Linked DNA regions of Homo sapiens: regions 2, 3 and 4 are each linked to region 1. Evidence: read pairs that join two places in POLR2A ChIA-PET (ENCODE). Cell type or tissue: MCF 10A. All regions are shown on one strand. Each heading gives the region's core, and the rest is flanking DNA. Links, peaks and the distances in the headings are about the cores only.

Evidence for each region. Peaks named below come from ENCODE experiments on the same cell type or tissue, not always from the same donor. Only the 100,000 strongest peaks of a DNase experiment are listed, where the experiment ranks them.
Region 2: POLR2A ChIA-PET joins it to region 1 with 10 read pairs; 4 of 35 experiments call an interaction of 5 or more read pairs at or near these places.
Region 3: POLR2A ChIA-PET joins it to region 1 with 37 read pairs; 2 of 35 experiments call an interaction of 5 or more read pairs at or near these places.
Region 4: POLR2A ChIA-PET joins it to region 1 with 17 read pairs; 4 of 35 experiments call an interaction of 5 or more read pairs at or near these places.

Annotation. Positions count from the first base shown.
Region 1 is chr12:59,039,289-59,044,595 of GRCh38, reverse strand. The region is part of intron 2 of LRIG3-DT (LRIG3 divergent transcript); the gene reads right to left. Among named protein-coding and RNA genes, the nearest start is that of LRIG3-DT, 120 kb to the right of the region's middle. In MCF 10A, for the core only: no CTCF peak of the experiment used is centred there; DNase peaks (open chromatin) are centred at 2,655, 3,115 and 3,805.
Region 2 is chr12:59,090,485-59,095,791 of GRCh38, reverse strand. The region is part of intron 3 of LRIG3-DT (LRIG3 divergent transcript); the gene reads right to left. Among named protein-coding and RNA genes, the nearest start is that of LRIG3-DT, 170 kb to the right of the region's middle. In MCF 10A, for the core only: no CTCF peak of the experiment used is centred there; no DNase peak of the experiment used is centred there.
Region 3 is chr12:58,885,709-58,891,015 of GRCh38, reverse strand. LRIG3 (leucine rich repeats and immunoglobulin like domains 3) reads left to right here. Exons shown (of 19, transcript NM_153377.5): 4 at 220-351; 5 at 877-1,020; 6 at 2,054-2,197; 7 at 2,544-2,687; 8 at 3,084-3,227; 9 at 4,126-4,206; 10 at 5,114-5,185. Among named protein-coding and RNA genes, the nearest start is that of LRIG3, 32 kb to the left of the region's middle. RefSeq lists an enhancer at 2,270-3,469. In MCF 10A, for the core only: no CTCF peak of the experiment used is centred there; no DNase peak of the experiment used is centred there.
Region 4 is chr12:58,904,448-58,909,754 of GRCh38, reverse strand. All of the region lies in intron 3 of LRIG3 (leucine rich repeats and immunoglobulin like domains 3), which reads left to right. Among named protein-coding and RNA genes, the nearest start is that of LRIG3, 13 kb to the left of the region's middle. In MCF 10A, for the core only: no CTCF peak of the experiment used is centred there; no DNase peak of the experiment used is centred there.

The DNA of each region.
Region 1 (5,307 bases), core at 64-5,063:
TAGATACTCCCTATGCCGGTTTAATCATCTCTCCTGTCTTGAGTCTGGGCTGCATTTAGGACTTAGTGACCCTCTTACAAAGTATACAGTGGGGAAAGGAGAAAAACTTTACAGTGAAAAGACCTGAAAAACACTACATGAAACAAGCAATCAAGGTTAACGTCGCCAGTGGTGGTAGGTCACAGTACTTCATAAAACTCCATGACCCCAATCTGACCATGAGAAAAACATGAGACAAACCCAAATTGGGGGGCATTCTTCTAAATATCTGACCAGTATTCTTCAAAACTACCAAGATCATGAAAATAAAGAAAGTCTCAGACACTGTCACAGACCCAAGGTGACTGAGAAGATGTGAGGACTAAATGCAAGGTGAAATCCTGGGTTGGATCCCAGAACACAAAAAAGACATTAATGGAAAAACTGGTGAAATCCAAATAAAGTCAGTAGCATATTTAGTAGTAATGTACCCATTTAGTAGTAATGCACCCAAAAAATTAAATAAATGAGGAATTATGCACAATTCTATAAGGTGTTAACATTAGGAGAAACTGGGTAAAATGTATTAAAACTATGTACTATTTTTGCAACATTTTCTAAATCTAAAATTATCCCAAAGCAAAAACTGTATCTTAGAAAAAAAAACGAAAATCTTTATATGTAGCATCATGCATTCTTCATTAGCTAATTTCAAACATAAAGAAAATCCACCCAAGAAACTGAAATTCTGCCTCTTCTGTTCATCTGTAATATTATAATACAGTGTTTAGTGAAGCTGTGAGGCTTAATCAACTCGAAACGCAACATCACAAAGCTCTTTGAAATCCCAAGATGAAAGAAAATTATATAACTATGTAAATAAAGTCTTAGTTTGACCATTCAAAATGTTTCTCGGTACATACCTAAATAAAGAAATGAATCTGTGAGCTGTTTTCTCTAAACAAATACATTCTGTGTGTAATGATTAGTGCACAGTGCCAAAATACCTTATGGGAAGTTGCAAAATCCAATCAACTTAATTATTAAACATCTTGTGTCATGCAGTCCCACCCCCACAAAAAGTATTCTTGCTTACCACACCTGTATTTTTGCTTTTTGCTTTTTAAGGTATTAAAATTTAGACTGCATTCAGGAGCAGAATGGTACTTAACTTTCTATTTGAAAACTGTCAGGCAGCACTTTTAACGTATTGTGGGATGAGACCCATTGTATGATTGGTATTCCATCAAAATTACCACTCTGCAGAAATGATTCAATTTAGTTGGAGTAGCTAAATTGCCTTCATGTGACTTCCATATTTTTCGACACATTTCCCATTGTCTAATACTTAGGGTCATTACTGGATAATATTAATATTAAACAGGGACTCTGTTCTCTGTGGTTCTAGAGACTCTCTCAGACATCTGACACCCTTAGCCCCAGCCTTTGACCTTCGACATCATAAAGTTTACATTTTTGGTTTCAATTGACAAACTTATAATAGACTGTCATATTTTTGGTTAAACATGGCTGTAGCTATTAATACTTCCACACTACATTATATTTAATTTGGTCAGTGCAAACTAATGGTCAATCTGGTGAACAAAAGTTTTAGTTCAACTGTTGACCGAGCTGTGCAGCTTTTATTGTTTGCTTCATTAGAAGGTTGATCCCACTAATCCAAAATGAACTTAATTAGGATGTCTTTTTTGCTTGTTCTCAAAACATGTATTTAAAATTCAGGTCATATAACAGGGAAAGCATGGGCTTTAAAGTCATGCAGATCTTCCTGACAACTTTATTAACTAGCTGTGTGACCTTGGCAAGCCACTTGACCGCTCCAATCCTCAATTTCTTTTTCTGTAAAATGATCATAAAAAATATTAACCTTACATAGCTATTGTGAGGATGAAATAGATTAAAATGTGCAAAAGTACTTAGCATGATGCCCGACTCAATAAGTCTCCTTTCAACACTAAAATGATGTTAGAGACTGTAGTTACATTCCAAGTAGTTCACAAAAACCAAGACAGCCACACTATGTAACAGAAATATGTCTATCTCAATGAAAAAAAAATAAAAGAAATCATATTGTTGCCACATGTCTAATTAATGCAACATAGGAAATAAAAAATTAAATAAATGAGGAATTAAAGTTGTGTTCCTACATGCAACTTAAACATCTTGATTATTGGTGCTTGAAAGAAAGGTATATTTCGTAATGAAAGTTAAAAGTCCCTGAAGCTTTTCTAGTGGTTTTTTTATCTAATAAATATTATCATTTTCCAGGCTGGGCACTGGAAAAAGGGAAAAAAAATTATGCAGTGAGCAAATGAAGATGGGAACACTTCACTCTTGTTGCTTACAGTCTGGTGAGGGAGATATTTAAGAACAGATTTATACTTTCAGGCTGAGATAAGATCCCTGATGATGCAGTGAATAGAATGATGGAGATAATGATTTCCCTGGATGGTGGAAAAGGAGTAAGGACATGGTAGGGAATCCAGAACCAACTGACAAAGGCAGAGTGTTTATATGTGAGAGTGATCTATGGGATAAAACGTTAACTGACTTGTAATTGGTGAAAACAAGAGTGAGGATTTGTTGGTGCTTCCCCACAGGGAATGACTCAGGAAGGGAAAGAATGAAATGGTGAGGAGATAGTGTTTCTCCTACATTGTGGCTAAACCTGGGAGGGAGCTGAGTGCAACCAGTTGTTTGCATGTAGAGATGTATGTTTGTGAGGCTGACATTGGCCACTAAGAAATGAATACAAAGGTAGTTGATCCCAGAACAGTATAGATGACCTGTTTTGGAAGAATACAAATATACATAAAGCATGCCTGGACAATAACAGTATTAGCAATAGGGCTGTACCAGAACCATGAGCTTTAGAAAGGATAGTTACAGTCAGCAACCAAAAAAAAAAAAGGATGTTTTCTTTACATGAAAAATGCTTCAAACCTGTGTGAGTAATTCTGGAATTTTCAATAAGCCCAGTTGTTATAAGGAATGACTCACTCTTGCCTAATAAGTGAAAGAATGAAGTTTTAGAAACAAAATCATCTGTTCCCCAGCCGGAATGGTTTATTTCACAACTGAAAGTTTAACATTAAACAAATATAACTCAAGTCACAATGCAATGATGATTGATGTTTTTCATCAACATCCAATTATCATTCCATCAAACACTGTTGTCTGGGCCAAGTAAAACATAGAGTATGCATCTAGAAAGGGTTATTCTCTACACCTTTTCAAAATCACTTGCAGGATATAACTACACTTACTGAATTTCTGACTTGTTAGAGCATGTCACAGGGAACCTCTCCAAGTGAATTTGGGTGTTGTGTTATCGCGTGTGCTTTCCAAAGTATATTAGTTGCTTTTGCTATTTGAACTTAAAAAGGAAGCCCCTTTCATTTCTTTAACTTACTCCTTTAGAATAATCTGCATCTGTGTTTTCTTTGTCTTTTGTTAGCTGTGAAGGCAGCTACTTAGGTATCAGGCATGATGGTAGGCTGTGGTGTGAGGTCTTGTAGGAGGTGAGGGAAACTGGTGGGATTTCAGGAAAACAAAAACAAAATAAAAACATCCCTTTGACTGGGCTTCAAAGGAAGCCATCACATTCAGAAACAGCTCTTCAAGAAAACACAATCACTTCCCATTTTGTTCTGTGCTAAGCCAGTGGTTCAAAAGAGGAGTGATGGATGGCTTGGAGACTGCTGTAGTTAAAAAAAAAAAAAAAAAGAAAAAAAGCCTCACATTCCCAAGGATGCCTTTTGTCCCAGATCACTCTGCAAGCAGCTCCCTCAAAGAGCCAGGAAGCTTTCTCACCAATTCTCAACCTTCTCTCCTCTGGGAAGGCAGCAACAGCTGCTTCACCATCAGGAGTGACTTGCTGAGGAAGACAAAGAACGCACCTTTCCTGTCTGAAACTTCAGGGAGGGCTGAGCACTGAAATAAAATTAATTGCTCAAATTGGAACTTGGCCAGAACCCCAAGGCTAACAACGTACTGTTACAGGAGGGGGAAAAAAAGCTTTAATGAACTTAGGAAGAAGAGATCTAAAAATTATATCAAAACAGACAATACAACTTTTCCCGCCATGGCTTATTTCAGCAGGGAGTGACTTGGAAGGGAGGTGGGAGGGAAGAGTCTGGGTCTCCTGGAATTCTGGCTATCCAAAATCTGAATGAAATCATTGACTTTGCCTCACTTCTAAAAACTTGCTTCAACCTAGAATGATAATTAGGAAGCAGATCTGGTTTAATGTATTATTAATTTAATCTTAACCTTAGTTAAAATTCATAACTTCCTATTAAGGACATGGGTTCCTGTTGAACTGGCCTATCCCAAAGCTTATGAAGAATCTGTAAGATTGCACAAGCAGCATGCAGAGGCCTGAACCTAGCCCATGACAGGTTCTTCTCCCATCTCATCAGAGGGCCTCTGAGCACCGTCCCTGAGAACACAGGGAGAGGAGCACGCAGCCATGCAAATTTAAATTTAATTCCATTCAGCCAGCATTGGTGGGCCAGTTGGGTGCTAAGAGATGTTCAGTATCAAAAAGAGTATCACAGACAAGAGATGTTAATGAACCACTTTGGGCTTGGGGAACAAAGAGATAGGTAGCCTGTGATTTGAACCCAGAACATTAGAGGGAACCAGTACTGAGAGCACTGACTATAGAAATCGGCTCAGAAAGCACAGCCAGATGCACCAGATACAGCATACAAAGTTCAGAGATGGTCTGCGTGCATGTGCAGGATGCAATGTTTGCCTAGTGGAATAGTGGTCTCCCAGTGGCTGGGTATGGCCGATGACAAAGGACCCAGAGCAGGAGATGTTTGGCAAACAAGAGCCCTGGAGGTTATCATTAACTCTTTCAACAAATACATATATTGAGCATCTACTGTGTTATAGACATTGTGCTTAATGCTGGGGATATAAGTGATCAGCATGGTGGACACTGCTATCTAGGAACTTAGTTCACAGGGAATAGTAAGCCAGCGAAGGATCTGAATTTGTGGGCCAGATTCTAGTCTCCTCAGCAAGTAAACCAGAGGCCAGCCTTCATGTTGGAGTTCCCCATTCTAGATGGTGACAGGTTACAAATAAAGAACTAAAAAACAGGAAAATCAGTCTGCTAGATAACTAGTAGGCTTTCAAAGTAGGTTTCTCAGAGCTATCAAATGCCCCTGCATTGGCAAAGAACAGAGAGAAGAAAGAGGAGGGCTTCATTTGGACCAATATATCTATATACTTTCATCTGGCTTCCTTGTAAATAAACGTACTTTGTCCTGGTTGAAGAATACATTTCCTAATGGA
Region 2 (5,307 bases), core at 93-5,092, 51 kb before region 1:
CAGATTAAAACTTTTTACCTCTGTAGTTTACTAGACCAGCATCCTAATTAAAATTAGACACTGATGCCAATTTAATCATTGAATCACTTTATTTTGTTATTATTAAATTCAATTGAGGTAAAATATATATTGAATAGCTTTGGATTCTAGATTGAAAATGATAAAAAGGGAAATTGCATGTTAGTACTTTCTTTGCATGTATCACTATATATATAAAATGTAATCAATACAATGAGTACTATAATAAAAAGAATATATAAACTCTTATGGGAACAAGGATTAGAGGAGGTATTAATTCTTCCTTGTGCCTGTAAGTGTGAAGAAGGCAGAAAAGAAGCCATTCTGGCTTCTACCTCAGCTGATGCCATGAGGAGAAAAAGCAAAGCCCCAGACAGAGTCCCCAGTTGGCCATCGAGCCATAGCTTGCTGTACCAGTCACCCCAGCTGAAGGCCCAGTCCTCAGACAGCGGAGACAATCCGTCCTCCCCACCTTCCATGCTCTGTGCAAATTCCTCACTCACAATAACTACCATAGAATGGTTGCTGTTTTATCCATTCATTATCTTATTACATTTTTTGGAGAGAAGAAGGATTGTCATACAATAATAGACAACCGAGAAACTGATCAATTTCAGGACTGGATTCCTGTAAGATCTTCCTCATCCCTCTGCCTATGCTTTGTCTCTGTTGGTTTCCACATTACTCTCTACGCTGCAGAGGAATCTTTGAAGATGCATCTCTAATTACATAACTTCCTTGGTTAACAGACCTCAAGGATTCCTCATTGCTGTCAGAATGAACTCTAAATCTCTTCATATGACTTCACAGGTCATTTACAATCTCACCCTTTTCCCCATATGCCCCCTCAATTGTATAACATATCCCAGCCGTACAGACAACCTGCAGTTCTGCCAGATGTGCCACAGACTTTTCAGCCTGTGAAGGCGCCCGTGCCTCTGCCTGAAATATTCTTCGTCACTTACTCCGAACTTCCCACCTTCCCTTTCATCTGGTTAATTCATATTTATTCTTCAGATTTCAGTTGACATATTTAATCACTTTTTCCTTTAGGTGTTGCCTCCCCAGAAACAACACCTGCAAACCCTGTGTTGTGAGGATCCCTAAAATCCCTCTGCACCTCGATTGCTCCGAAAATATCATCATCATGGATTTACTCTTCAACTTTTCCCCATCCCACCGCCAAGACTAAATTCTGCTAGTGGTTGACACCCATAAAAGCTGGCATACTTCTACTATTATATCAACTTCTGCCATGTTCTTAGTAAAATATCTCCATGGAAGGCCAAGGAATCCAGTTTCCAACCACGATTAACAGATTGTCTCCTATTTTTGGAGGATACTGCTCAAGAGTATTCAAATTTGTGTGGCAATCCTATTTAATGCATATTTATTAGAAACTAGGAATAAGAAAGCTAATTCTTTCTGAGTTTTCATGGAGAAAAGATGTCCAAACCTGGGCTGAATAAGAAGCTCTGGATCCCCGAGATTCCTTTCATATTCAAAGCTTTCAAGTTGCCTCTTTATGTGAAGGTGGTAACTCATTATTTCTTCTCAAACCTATAACTGCATGCCACCGAGGAAGAAGAAATGGAAGCAGTGATAGGACAGGATGATGCTTGAAGCAGAAGGTACGGAAGATCACATGACTTTCAGCTGTTCTATGTAATAGGCCTGGACAGAGGTATCAGGTTCAGTCTGCGCTTATAGAACCTTAGGAAAAGACGCTAAGCAGAATCAGGGAGCATCTCTGAGAAACAGCCCCAGTTCATGGCTGGCCTGGATTTGTTTCCTCTTGAATTTCCATTGGCAGAATCTGCAGCTCTCCTCACTGAACACCTAACTATTTTTGTCTGGAGAGGTAAATTCTATACTTTTGTGATTTTTATACTAAGATTTCCAATGAATAAAGCTATAGTTTTCATAGTTAGTCTTTATTTTTCTTATTCTTATGGCCAAAGGTTTTTATATTTTGGCCTTTCTTTGGAACTTTCCATGTTTCCTTTTGGCTAATAACTTTCAGCCTTGTTACCCTTTCCCCACTACCCACAGTTCCTTCAGTACTATCCCCCCAGTTTCTCTTTAGCTTTTTTCCCCCAGATAACATTTTCAGCTTTGACAAATTTACATGAAGTCAAAGGGCCCCCACAGGTGTTCCTGGACTCCACTCTGGAAAGCATTGCATTAGGGATCTGGTCTCTTGGCTCCTTGTCATATTGCATTGCAAAACAAGATTAGTTGCTGTGACATAGCATGAAGCAAAAGCAGAAAATGCTTCATAAATAAAGAACAAAACTATTGGAAACTTTGCCATTCCAGTATAAATGAGGAGTATCCAATGAGAATACACTTCTACAGACTGCATTTAGTTGTTTCAGAATTTCTACAAAATGAATTTATTTTTCTTATTATGGTATTTCTTTGCAGTTGATGGGTCCTCAGCAGGCAGAGGAATGGTATACATAAACATGTCTCTGCAATCCTGTAGAAATGTGAATCATAAAAAGCTATGGCATACATTCTACTCTTCTGTGTCACAATAATCAACAGTAGACAAATTTTGTTTGAAATTCCAAAACATCGACTGATCTTCCAGTAAGACACACTAGAATAGTCTTAAATAATGGTAGAAATGAACTTTCCAATTTCTTTACAATAGAAATTATTACATTTAATACATTTTTATGAATCCCTGGTTTTATGCTACATGTGCATCTAATAACAATAAATGTTGTCCATCTACTATGGGCTAGCATATGAAGTACTTTGAAAAATCTAGAAACATATTTGACATGATCCCTACTTCAAGACCATTAGTTCCTGATTAATCAAACTGTAAAAGAAATTCTCAGGAGAAAAAAGAGAAAAAATGTATAAGATTAATGCTAAAGGGTAATCAAAGATTAAATATCTGATGGACATGCCTGGAATTATACCCAGAAGGAAATAATTTAAGATTCATACCTCTAAAATTAAACAAATTAAAGGATTATCATTTCTGCCATTCTACAAATATTTGTCAAATGCTTATACTGAGCACAGAGTAAGATTAAGAAAGATAAACAAGAGCTCAAGTTAGACACGGACAGGTAGGGAAGGCTGGGGTATTTCTTTGGTTGAGGTGGTCAGGGAAGTCTCCCTGGAAAGGCATATGCACTGAGAGCCAGCAGCTGCAAAGGAGCTATGAGAAGTAGGAAACAGGAAGACAATGACCTGTGCAGCATGCGAACTAGTACAGAGCTCCCTCAATGCCACATTGCTTTTGGTTCCTAACATCGTGTGTTTTCACCTCAATGCCTGAAATACACGTTCCCCTCCTTTTGCATACCTTTCATTCATCCTCTTAGTCTACACTCAGTTGCCCTTTCCTGTAGGAAGACTTTCCACTTTTCTTAGGCTGCATTTCAGGGCCATTCTTTTCCCCTCATGACTATCTCTCCAATTTTACATGGCCTATAAGACCATCTCCTCCAGTTAACTATGAATGATTCAGGAGCCTTGAATGGGCTCTTAAAACTGTGCCTTGAATAGGTTTCTACTCAAGTAGCCTATCAGAGCTCAATAACTACAGTAGACATTTCAATGGTACCCAATATCCAGTCTTTAATTCATGCAACAATTATTTACTAAGCACACACTATATACTACATATTCTCTCTTCTTCTTCTTTGCTCGTTGAATTCTATTTTGTTTTGAGCAGCAATTTCTGGCCAAAGGATTTTATTTTTAATTAATAAAAAATGCTGGCTGGGCGCGGTGGCCCATGTCTGTAATCCCAGCACTTTGGGAGGCCGAGGCGGGCGGATCACGAGGTCAGGAGATTGAGACCATCCTGGCTAACACGGTGAAACCCCGTCTCTACTGAAAATACAAAAAATTAGCCGGGCGTGGTGGCGGGCGCCTGTAGTCCCAGCTACTCGGGAGTCTGAGGCAGGAGAATGGTGTGAACCTGGTAGGCCGAGCTTGCAGTGAGCGGAGATCGCGCCACTGCACTCCAGCCCGGGCCACAGAGCGAGACTCCATCTCGAAAAAAAAAAAAAATGCTGAACTAAATCTCCCAGCCACTCTTGCACTAGATGACAGCATTCTGGTGATAATATATTAACAGAAGGCTACTAGGGGATTGGGGGGAAATTCTGCTTTCCTGATATATTAATGTATGGCTCTATGGCTCTCTTCTTCATGACTTCCTTCTTCTATCCTAGAATACATACATACATGAGGCTGAATTATAAGGGGGAAAGCTATACAATCAAGATAAAAGAGGAAATATCTAGGAATCTGAGTCCTTGATTATTTCCTGAATCAGCCATACAAGCCTCATTCTTTTTCATATGAGAAAAATAAAACCCTATTAGCAAAACCATTTTAGTTGGGTTTCTGTTATATACAGTTTAATGCAACCCTACCTGATAAAGAATCTAGGAGGATAGAGACAGTATGGAGAGGAAGCTGATAGTTACACCCCAGATTTACAAATTATCAGCCAAACAACCTGTGGCAAAATATTTAGTTTCTCTATGCCTCAGTTTCCTTATTTATAAAATAAGGACAATAATAACAGTGAGTTCATAATGTTGTTGTAAGAACTCAATGAGATTACATAAGCCAAGTTTCATGCACGTTGTCTGGAAAACAATAAACAATCAAGATTAGCTGTTATTATTATTATTCAGTATTTGCTTGTTGAATAAGTGAATGAATAAGTAATTTTTTCTCTTCAGACTCTCTAATGAAGTTATCACCTTTGGGAAAGAAATAAAAGAAATATGTGACAACAGAGACATCAAAATCAATAGATGTTTAAATCAGTGTGTTACTGATTTTACAGAGTACTTTTATTGAAAGTAAACTTTTTATTTTAGAACATCTTTAGGTTTTTTACCAAAAAAATTTCAAAGATAGTAAAGAGAGTTACCATATACCTCATATCCAGTTTCCTCTATTATTAACTTCTTACATTAGTATGGTACATTTGTCACAACCAATATTGATACATTATTATATATTAACTAAAGTGCATTACATTATTTAGGCTTTCTTACTTTTTATCTGCTGTCCTTTTTTTGTCCCAGCATCCCCTCCAGGATAACATTATGTTTCGTGATCATGTCTCCTGAGGTTCCTCCTAGCTATGACAGTTTTTCAGACTTTCCTTGCTTTTGATGACCTTGAGACTTTTGAGGAATACTAGTCAGGTATTTTGTATTAATATTAAGTCCCTCAGTTGGGATTTTTCAGAGGTTTTTCTCATGATTAGACTAGGGCGATGTGTTTTGCAGAGGAAGA
Region 3 (5,307 bases), core at 79-5,078, 150 kb after region 1:
AGATTTATATAGGAATGTTTTCCACATATTTGAATATTATGATTTATAATTTAATGAATAACTTAAAATGGCCATGGTATTGCTCTTTAACTTTTAAAAGTACTGTTCAGATTAGTCAGTTCCATATTTCTGAAGAACCAGTCAGGAATAGAAAATATTTTTCTTCTTTCAGATTGTTGTACCGTTAACCTTGTTAACTGTGGTTTCTTTTAATTCTAGGGCTGGAAACAGGATTGTTGAAATACTCCCTGAACATCTGAAAGAGTTTCAGTCCCTTGAAACTTTGGACCTTAGCAGCAACAATATTTCAGAGCTCCAAACTGCATTTCCAGCCCTACAGCTCAAATATCTGTAAGTGAAGTTTTCTTTAGCAAAAACTTTCACCTGTAATGAAAATATTACAATGAAAAAATAAGATATAACAAACTTTGTCTACTTTACTACTGATGGATTGAAAGTATAATTTATTGACTTGAAATTTGCTGTAAGCTCGAATGACCACAATCTTCAGTTTATTCTTACACTTTTAGATTACAAAAAATTACATATTTTTTATTAGAAAACCTAGATGGTGTGAAAAGTGCTCATTTTTAAAAAAACAATCAAAATCAGACCATTGCTATGTTTTATTAATAAATGAATGTCATAAAAAGTGGATATTTATAAAAAAATTTTGCATCCGTCACATATTTTAATCACTCTTTTCCCAGCAATATGTGTGAATCTTAACATCTGTCCTTGAGGACCTAAAAAGTAATTATTTTAAGTTTCCATTGATGGTTAAGTTCTCTGGAGACTCCTTCTAATACAGAGATGGCCTGCACTTTAACTTGCAAATAAATCAGAAGGAGAAGCTCATCTTTAAACTTTCAACAGGTATCTCAACAGCAACCGAGTCACATCAATGGAACCTGGGTATTTTGACAATTTGGCCAACACACTCCTTGTGTTAAAGCTGAACAGGAACCGAATCTCAGCTATCCCACCCAAGATGTTTAAACTGCCCCAACTGCAACATCTGTAAGTAAAATGTCCTCTTAGATACTGTTTCTCACCTCCTCCAAACCCTTGGTGTCTTTTCCTTAAAATCTACAATGTGGCAAAAAGGAGTTTAGGAGCAAGGATGTAGCTGCCTTTCCTTTGAGAGTTGGAGCTGTAGAATCTCCAAATTGGAAAGAGCCTTAAACATCATCTCGTCACCTCGTGCCAGCTGCTGCTTGACAAGACACGTTAGATTGTTACTGAAAGAGTGAACAGTGTAATCATTGAACAAGGCTGGTACAAAAGTGCCATTGTGGCACTGAAAAAATCCGAGGTCTCAACAGCTGTGGTTTATGAGAATAATACCGGCAACTCCAGGAGGCTCTGATAGCTTAAGTGGCTGTAAAGATCTGTCTTGTTAATAATGGTAGAGCGATCTGTGAACAGACTCCTGCAATAGGGCAACTTTGGCTGCACATTACAAACACTTGGGGAGCTTTTAAAAAATCTCACTGCCCAGGCCACACCTTAGACCAATTATATTAGGACCTCTAAGGGTAAGATCCAGGCTTCAGAAATTTTTAAAACTCCCAGGTTGCGTCCAGTGTGCAACCAAGGCTGAGAACTACTGCCTTAAAGAGAAAGCATTAAACCTAAAAAGAAGGGTGAAAGATAGTAACCAACTTGTAAACAGATTGTACAGGATAAACTTGAGGCCCAGCTCCTTGATAGACCTCATGTTTTAGTGTAACATTTAATAATCTCATTCTGGATTGTTTAAAAACAAATCTTAATTTGTTTGTGTCTATACTGAGTGGACAAGACTTTAGAAATTAAAGTGCAGTCTAGTTTCAGTATTTTATTATTCCAAAAACACATGACACATTTCAGTAGGAAATTCACTGCCTGCTTAACAAATTGAAATTCTTTGCAATAAAAATGTTTAGAAACTGAAAACACTGTATGTAATTGAACACTGACTGGTTGAACTATATTGTAGTAATGACACATTTTATTACTACCTCCAGAATTTAATTGTCATATAAGCTAACTCTTGTAATACTCAATGCAGCGAATTGAACCGAAACAAGATTAAAAATGTAGATGGACTGACATTCCAAGGCCTTGGTGCTCTGAAGTCTCTGAAAATGCAAAGAAATGGAGTAACGAAACTTATGGATGGAGCTTTTTGGGGGCTGAGCAACATGGAAATTTTGTAAGTGTGGGTTATCACAGTTCCTACTGAGGTAGTATGATCATAGAATGCTCAGTGTACATTCAGCAGGTCTTATGTGAAATCCTATGTTAAAATCTCATCATCCACAATCTTATTTATAAGTCAGTATTCAGTTTTGATTCAGGTAATGTGATCGATAATTTATAAGTACCTAAATTTAGTATAGTATAAACTATATAGTATTTTTTTGCTGACGTCTTCATATAACAAAAGCTAAACATCTAATAACAATAGGAATCTGTAATAGGTTGTAATCATATGTCCCCTTTGAAGAGACTAGATAATGAAGTTTTGATCCTGCTTTTGATTCTTACTGTAAATGTAGGCAGCTGGACCATAACAACCTAACAGAGATTACCAAAGGCTGGCTTTACGGCTTGCTGATGCTGCAGGAACTTCATCTCAGCCAAAATGCCATCAACAGGATCAGCCCTGATGCCTGGGAGTTCTGCCAGAAGCTCAGTGAGCTGTGAGTTGCCTTTTATTTATTCTCCTCAGGTTTGAGAGCAGGGATCATGCCAGGGCATGAGCTTCTTACCACTGATCTGTGAAATTTTCATAACAAAGTTTCCAAGGTGACAGCTTTTTTCACATGCAACCTAGTCTTATTTTTGTTGTGATAAGTTGAAGCCAGTTCTACTGTTGCAGTTCTATGTCACGTTGGCAAAAGCAATGATGGTTATTTTCAAGTAAAGAGAACGTATTTTTTTAATTACTGATATTAGAAATATTTACTTGGATATTATTAAGGCAGAATTTAAAAATAAGGATTAGTGTAGCTCATACAGTACCTGTCTTTTGGAAAACAAATCATTGTGTTGAATTGAAAAATAAAAGCTATTGCTTTTCTCTTTTTTCTTTACAGGGACCTAACTTTCAATCACTTATCAAGGTTAGATGATTCAAGCTTCCTTGGCCTAAGCTTACTAAATACACTGCACATTGGGAACAACAGAGTCAGCTACATTGCTGATTGTGCCTTCCGGGGGCTTTCCAGTTTAAAGACTTTGTAAGTTACACGTTTTGCTGTCAGTACTCGAACGTAATTGGTTCCTAAATATGCCCACTTTTCTCCTAGCAGATTTCCTTTGTTGTCAAGGAAATGCATACAGCCTCAGAAGTAGTATCTTAATCTTTCCCAGATCAGTTTGATTACAATGGATCCATTTCATCCATATGTGTTTCGTATAGGGATTAAAAAGGACAGTGATCAGTTTGTTTTGGTGATTACAGTGAACCTTCTCAGGATCTCCAGGAAATTGGTAACTGCTTAAGAGGGAAACAATTTTAAGTCCACTAAGTTTTTCTTTGTAAAATACAGATTAAAAATTACTTAGAGCAAAAAGGTCTACAAAGGGCAAGGAAGATACTGTTTATCATGCCAGTTATATCCTCAACCTGATCTCTGTCCTAAGAGAAAGAAAAGGGAGTTAAATTAATTGACCTTTGAAAAATTTCTCAAATGGTAATTTAAGGTTGTGCAATGGGCTTTTGATTTTTGCTCTGTCAGAAACTTTTGCTCTGTTCGCTATTTGAAGCATTACGTAATTGAAAGACATACTGTATGCTTTGGCGAACTTCTGCATGCGTGGTTGGAAGAGTGGTTTTAAAGTTTAATGTATTTTTCAGACTGTTCGGATCATTCAGAATGTAGTCATTTTGATAGAGGAATTAATAGGGCCAGTGTCAGCTTTTTCGGATTTTAGGGAAAAACTTAAAATGTTGTTGAGGGAATCAGGCAGGGTGTAAGAGGTAAGTTGGAGAAAAAGAGTTTTCTATTATTTTGAGAGAGGTGGAGATAATGTGGGGAATTATGAGAAATTTTTTACAAATGATATGCCACCTGGGTGGTGATACTAGGCTTTCTGAGCTTATCACTCTAAAGGGAATGCTTCTTTTAAAATTAGGGATCTGAAGAACAATGAAATTTCCTGGACTATTGAAGACATGAATGGTGCTTTCTCTGGGCTTGACAAACTGAGGCGACTGTGAGTATGAATTGCCTCATAATTTAGCTCACTCTTTGATTTAAAAATTTTGTCTTCACTGAAGTCAGCTATACAAGTTGACATCATGAAGAGATGAGAAATCAGTGCTTAATCTGGTTACCACCCTTGATCCTCTCCCCAAATGCCTGCTGTTGCGCAAGATGTATATTATTAACTTTTTCTTCCTTAGGTGAAAGTGTTTTATTCAACATTTTAGTATGTGTAATTTACTTTAATATCCTCATAATAATTTTCATCTATGTTGAGGGCTTACACTTTTGGAATTATCATTGCGTAAAAGTTAGTGCAGGCACTTCCACATCTTGAAATCCTCAATGTTGTACTGTCCCCGTAGGAATTTTTTTAATGAAGTAATCTAGTAGCCACTGATAATGCTGTGGTAGGTTACAAGCAAAACAGGATGAAAACATCTTATAATTAACCATAAAATGGTCTTGCAGATGGTCAAATTACATGTGTTAAGCCAGCAGTATTCAAATTCAGCTCCCTATAGTCCCAAACTCCTATGGATGGAAGGTATCCACAGAGAAGGAGAGGAAGGAGAAAACGTTCACTATTATCTGCTTTGTTAGTGTTCTGAGACAGTTTACTTGAAATAAAGTCTCTACCTATTCCTAAAAGGACTCTGAAAAACAGTGATTTAACTTAATCAGCAGAGTGACTTACTGAATACCTATTTTTGTTGGGCTCTTTGTTGAATGCTTCAAAAACCATGTTCGACTACATTATTGAAATAGATGGCATGGACACATTTTTACAGGATATATTGTTTAATTGAAGAAAATGGAATTGCTCACACATAATTTAAAAAGCAGTTCTGTTTATGAGAGTTCCACCCCAAAATGGCTTTTTAAATTAAGTGCTCCAATGTAATTTTTTTCCCCAGGATACTCCAAGGAAATCGGATCCGTTCTATTACTAAAAAAGCCTTCACTGGTTTGGATGCATTGGAGCATCTGTGAGTAGCTAGAATTTAGTTACCCTAAAAGAGAATCTCTAAGATGGTTTTTACTTATGTGTCATGAAAGATAAAACAAACTGGAATGTAATTTTGTTGGCATCCTTCCGGTTCCATAAAAT
Region 4 (5,307 bases), core at 251-5,250, 140 kb after region 1:
CTTTGCCAGGTTTGTAACCTTGGGCAAGTTACTGACTGACTGTGTCAGTCATCTCTAAAATGAGAATAATGCTGATGTCTATCTCATAGAGTTATTGTGAAGATACAGGGAATACAGGTAAAGCTGTCTTGCATGTACTGAGTGCTCAGTGAATGTGAGCTGTGATAAGGATGACGATTCATTCAACTACAATGTTTTGAGTATCTACTATGTACCAAGCCCTCTTTTAAGTGCTAGGACACCCAGTGAAAAAGCATACAAACTCCCTCTTATCCTGACGCCTGAGGCTTCCATTCTAGTGAGGAGAGAAAAATAAATGAAGAAAAGAAAAGATAACATCAGTTCATGATCAATGCTATGAAGAGAAAGAAAGGAGAATGAAGGGATTAGAGAGCTCTGGCAATTGTTCTTTAATGTAGTCAGGAAAGGCACATATTTACCAAATCCTACTATGTTCTGGGTACTGTTCTAAGATTAGGATTCAGAAAGCAGACAGGAATCCCTGCCCTCTATAGCTGACCTGCTCATGGAAGGAGAAACACAAAAAATAAATAAGAGATGTGATCAGAAGGGGATTAAGTCCTGGAGAGAAGCAGCAGGGAAGAGGTGTCGGAAGCATGTGGCCAAAGAGGGGTTTTACAGTTTTAAATGGGGATGTAGAGAAAGGCTTGCCAGGAGGAAGATACTTGAATCAGGGACTGAAAGTGAGGGAGGGAGTTGTGTGTGTTTCTGGGGACATTGAGTCATCTCTGCTGAGCCTGCCCTGCCACATTCAGGCCCATCTTACCTTGTATATCCAACTTACGCAGTAATTAAATAATTTTGTTTATATTTTTATCCTCTGCTGTATTTTGAGGCCTCTGTAGCTAACTCTTCTTTTCCTCAGCACTTAATGCAGGTATATGGCATAAGTTAGTGCTTAATTAATGTATGAATTACATTATCTATGAATGTATGAATTAAAGAATATTCATGGAATAACCACATGCTGCTGCACTTAGCGTAATTCAGACAGATCTCCTTCTATACACTTAGTTTAAACCAGTGGCTAAAGATTTACAGTGGCAACAGCATACCTACGTTTTACATAACTTGTGTTCAACTATGCATGCTTGAGAAAATAATAATAATTCTGACAATAGCAGCAATAATTAAAAGTAAAAAAAGAACAAGAGAAGTCACTTAACACAAGGATTCAGCTGACCACCCTAGCTGGTGAGTGTATGCCCTGGAGTATGTATGAGGTGGGAAATAAAAGCCCCCTTTCCCATATGCCTTTCTAAGCATGAATATCTCAGCCCACTGAGGGTGACTTTGGTGTTCAGGCATACAGCTTTTTCACGGCCCCTGTGCCCTTCACATTTCTGAACTACTTTGACAGGCCCTGAACTAAAAATTTAAAATGCACAACAGTGACAAAACCCTCCTCTTTCCACACTGATCTCTTCCCACACTGAAGGAAAACTGCCCATGTTAGATTCATTGAGAGGGGAAGACTGTCTACATAAAGTACCTTGCTGGTGTCATAAGAGATCTTCAAGGGTGTGTTGATGATACATGGTTTTCCGCCATCTGCTGGCTTGGAACCTAATGCCGCGAGATGTGGTTCCATCACATCATGCATCCTTCTGTATTGGAGATGCTTTGGGGATGCAGGAAATTAGGACAGTCATGCCCATTGCTGTGCTACAGAGATCAATACTGGGTGGTAGGGAGTATTGGCAATTTGTATGTCATTAACTATAGTTATTGTAGAATCCCAAGGATGGCGATTTTTCTTTTCCAGTTTTGAAGCTTTCACAAGCACAGCATGTGTAGTCTCTAATGACATGGTCACACATCTCCTTCCAGGGTCCAACTTTTATCTTAGCGAGCTCTCAATCCCCTCAGCCCACTACAGTCTCAGACACACAGAAGGTGCTCACTAAGAATCGAGTAGACAAGAGAAATCACGGGCCCTTGTGCATTAGAAGAGAGCCCTGAGCTGGGAATTGGACTCACAGATGCACAGGTTTTCGTCTCGTCTCACACTACTAACCTGTCTGACCTTAGACAGACTTAATTAACTTTTCTTTGTTTATCTGTGAAAACAGTCTAAGATGTCTGCCCATCTCTCTCCTGGGGTTCCGGTAAAGGATCAAATGGCATAATGTACATGAAAGAGTTCTGAAAATGTGAGCGCCAGCAGCTGCTGCTTTTGCATTGTGGTGGGCTTGGCAGAGGAGCAGAGACTGGAGGCAGTGGGCCAAAGTGGATTCTTGAATGGGAGGGTCACAGGAGGAATGCAGGATTTAGAAACATTATCCTGGCAGCAAGAGATGAGGGAAGGAAAAACCATTTTGCATTGGGGGTGAATTTTCAGGAAAACTTCTCTCTTCATGGTTCCTAATAATTTTGGTGGGTACTCAATTATAAATAACAACAATATTTGTAGCCTGAGGGCTTTTGTATCTATAAGGTGAATTTCAAGCTCTTCAGAATGCCCAGCAACAATGCCTACTGTGTGCTAAGTGCTAGGGAACAAGGAAAAATAGGATTTGGCCTCCACTTTCAAGGTGCTCTGAACAAGAGAGAAGACAGACGGTAAAGACATAGCACACGTGGAGTGTGCCTGGGACAGTGGAAGATGCCTGGGCATGTACCAGCACATAGGTTTCAGGATGTGTGGAGCGTGAGGGGAAGTGAGGTGGAGAAGGAAGGAAACTTGTGTGAGTTTGCAGGGATCAGCTCAGGAAGCTTCTTCCATGCTTAGGTGGTTTGCATGTTTGGGGAGTCTTCATTGAAGACTTTTTTTTTTTTTTTTAAGCAGGGGAATAAAATGACTACAGTTAAGCAAAGAATCTACTTTTCTCCTTGTGTTTGATAGTACTAAAGGTCATTTCATTTTCATTCATTAAAGTCATTTAATTTTTAAAATCAAGTGGATAAAAACAAATAAATGTGGCTTTGATAATAATTTTGACTTGCCAAATGCCTCTTTTCCATTGACCCCTGGAGCTGTTCAGTGTTGTGAGCCCTACCATGTGTTAGGGCCACATCTCTTTTTCTCACAAAGGGAAACTGGCCACGAGGTGGGAGTCATAGGAGCGTTGGCTTATGAATGATGAATAGGGTAGAGTTGGCCATAGTGATCACAAATCAGATCTGCAATATTCTGCTATTTATATACTGAACCCAGCATCATATTAAGTGAGAATTTCATTCATAAGCGTGCATTTCTCATTACATTCCAAAAATCAGACCATGAAAAAAACAGCTTTGGGAAACATTTGAGAGACTGTTGCTTGAGTACATGGCACAGAGTTTATTTAATTCATCAAACTCAACATATAACTTTAAAGTAATATTGATATTTTAATATGCTCTGAATTCAGAGGTAAAGTTGCAAAGAGGGAAGGCAAGCATTAAATGTGTTTTCAAGTGAGGGTATCTCTTAGTAACGTGCAGTAGACCGCAAATAGTTGCTACCTTTTTTAAAAAAAGGGAACTTTTATAACTCAGTATTTGAAAAGTGGTCATCAGTTTTTCATATTAATTATGGAAGTTGAGGAGCAGCTTTAGCCACAGTTAGAACTTAAGTTTCTGGGGAAATTGGAGAGTTTTGTTTTTATTAAGTGGACAGAAACCATATCCCATCCTTATACTCTGATCTGAGTATAGAGAAACCCATGGAATTTGACATCTTTACTGCCAAATTTATCTAGGACGTGTGCTCTCCTGATGCAGATGAATGGGCTGTTTGCTTCACATGTAAAGGACATCATTTTATTAGAGGTTGTCCTAGTTCATTTTCTGTGCTTATAACAGAATACCTGAAACCTATGCAGAAAGCTATACAGAATACCTATAGAGTCTTTAATTTATGAAGAAAAGGAATTTATTTCTTATTGTGGAGGCTGAGAAGTCCAAGGTTGATGGGCCTCATTTGGGGAACCTTTTTGCTGGTGGGGACTCTGCAGAATCCCTAAGCCGGTGTAGGGCATCTTGTGTCAAGGGGGCCTGAACACGATAGCTCAGGTGTCTCTTCCTCTTATAAAGCTACCAGTCTCACTCCCATGATAGCTCATTAATCTATTAAACCATTAATTCATCAGTAGACTAATCCATTCACGAGGGTAGAGCCCTCATGACGCAATCACCTCTTAAAGGGCCTATCGGTACGACCACATTGAACATTACATTTCAACGTGAGTTTTGGAGAGGACACATGTTAAAACCACAGCAGGGGACTGCAGCCTTCACCAGTACATACAAACCAGATATTACGTTTAGTGGAAATAAACTTATGCAGCTCAAGTCTTACAAAATAAACACATAAACGTCTTAATATGATAAGTTGTAATCTTTTATTGGATTTTAAATGTTTATAGATGACTTACACATAAAAGAGAGTTTACTATACACAGAGCTGTATTTGTGACAAACACTGTAAGTTTATCTTCACATTTAAATATAAACTGGCCCCCAGAATTCAAGGTTGCTAGGTTTTTGAATTCTCAATTTAGAATGACTGTATTTGACACATAAATTTGTAATTGCTGCATGATTCCTTAAACCCTTCAACAGTTCCCATTGCTCTGAGGTGAAGAAAAAAATCCTTCTCAAGACGTACAATGCTCTGCATGATCTGCATCCTGTTGGCCCATTGAGCAGTCTCTGGAGTCACTCCTCAGTTCTCCAGATGTGCCAGGTTGTTCCAGCCCTGTGTTCTTTTGCATACGTATTTCCCACTGCCTAGAATACTCACCCTGCCTGCACTGTTTAAATCAGACTCTTAGGTTTCCCCTTATACATTTTTATATCTTCTTTATTATAATGTCTACTTTATCATCATATAAGTAATTGTATTTTTTACTCATCTATTTGTTATTCTTTTAAAAGAAGTTTCCCCCACCAAAATGAAATTTTACAGCAGCTGAGATCATGTCTTTTATTTTCTCCATTGCAACCCTGGCATGTAGCATAGTGCCTGGCCCATGGTGGATGCTCAGTACATGTGTGTTGGATGAATGAATGGATGGCTTAGTCCAGATTAATATATATGGGTAACTTTTCTGTTCCTGTGTCTCCATTGTTTTCCTTAATAAGACTTGTTTTTTCCAAGGTAATGACAATTTTAGATTTGACAATGACCCATTTTGGGCAACCTTTCTGTGGTGTTTCTTGAAGCCCGTAAAATTCATTCCCACCTGCATGACTTGACTTTTCAGTATAGCTTGCCACAAAAACTCTTGTATTACCGATACTTATCCTGAACCCACACTATTCCCTCATGCCCTCTCTCACCTTCATTCTAGTAATAGCCAT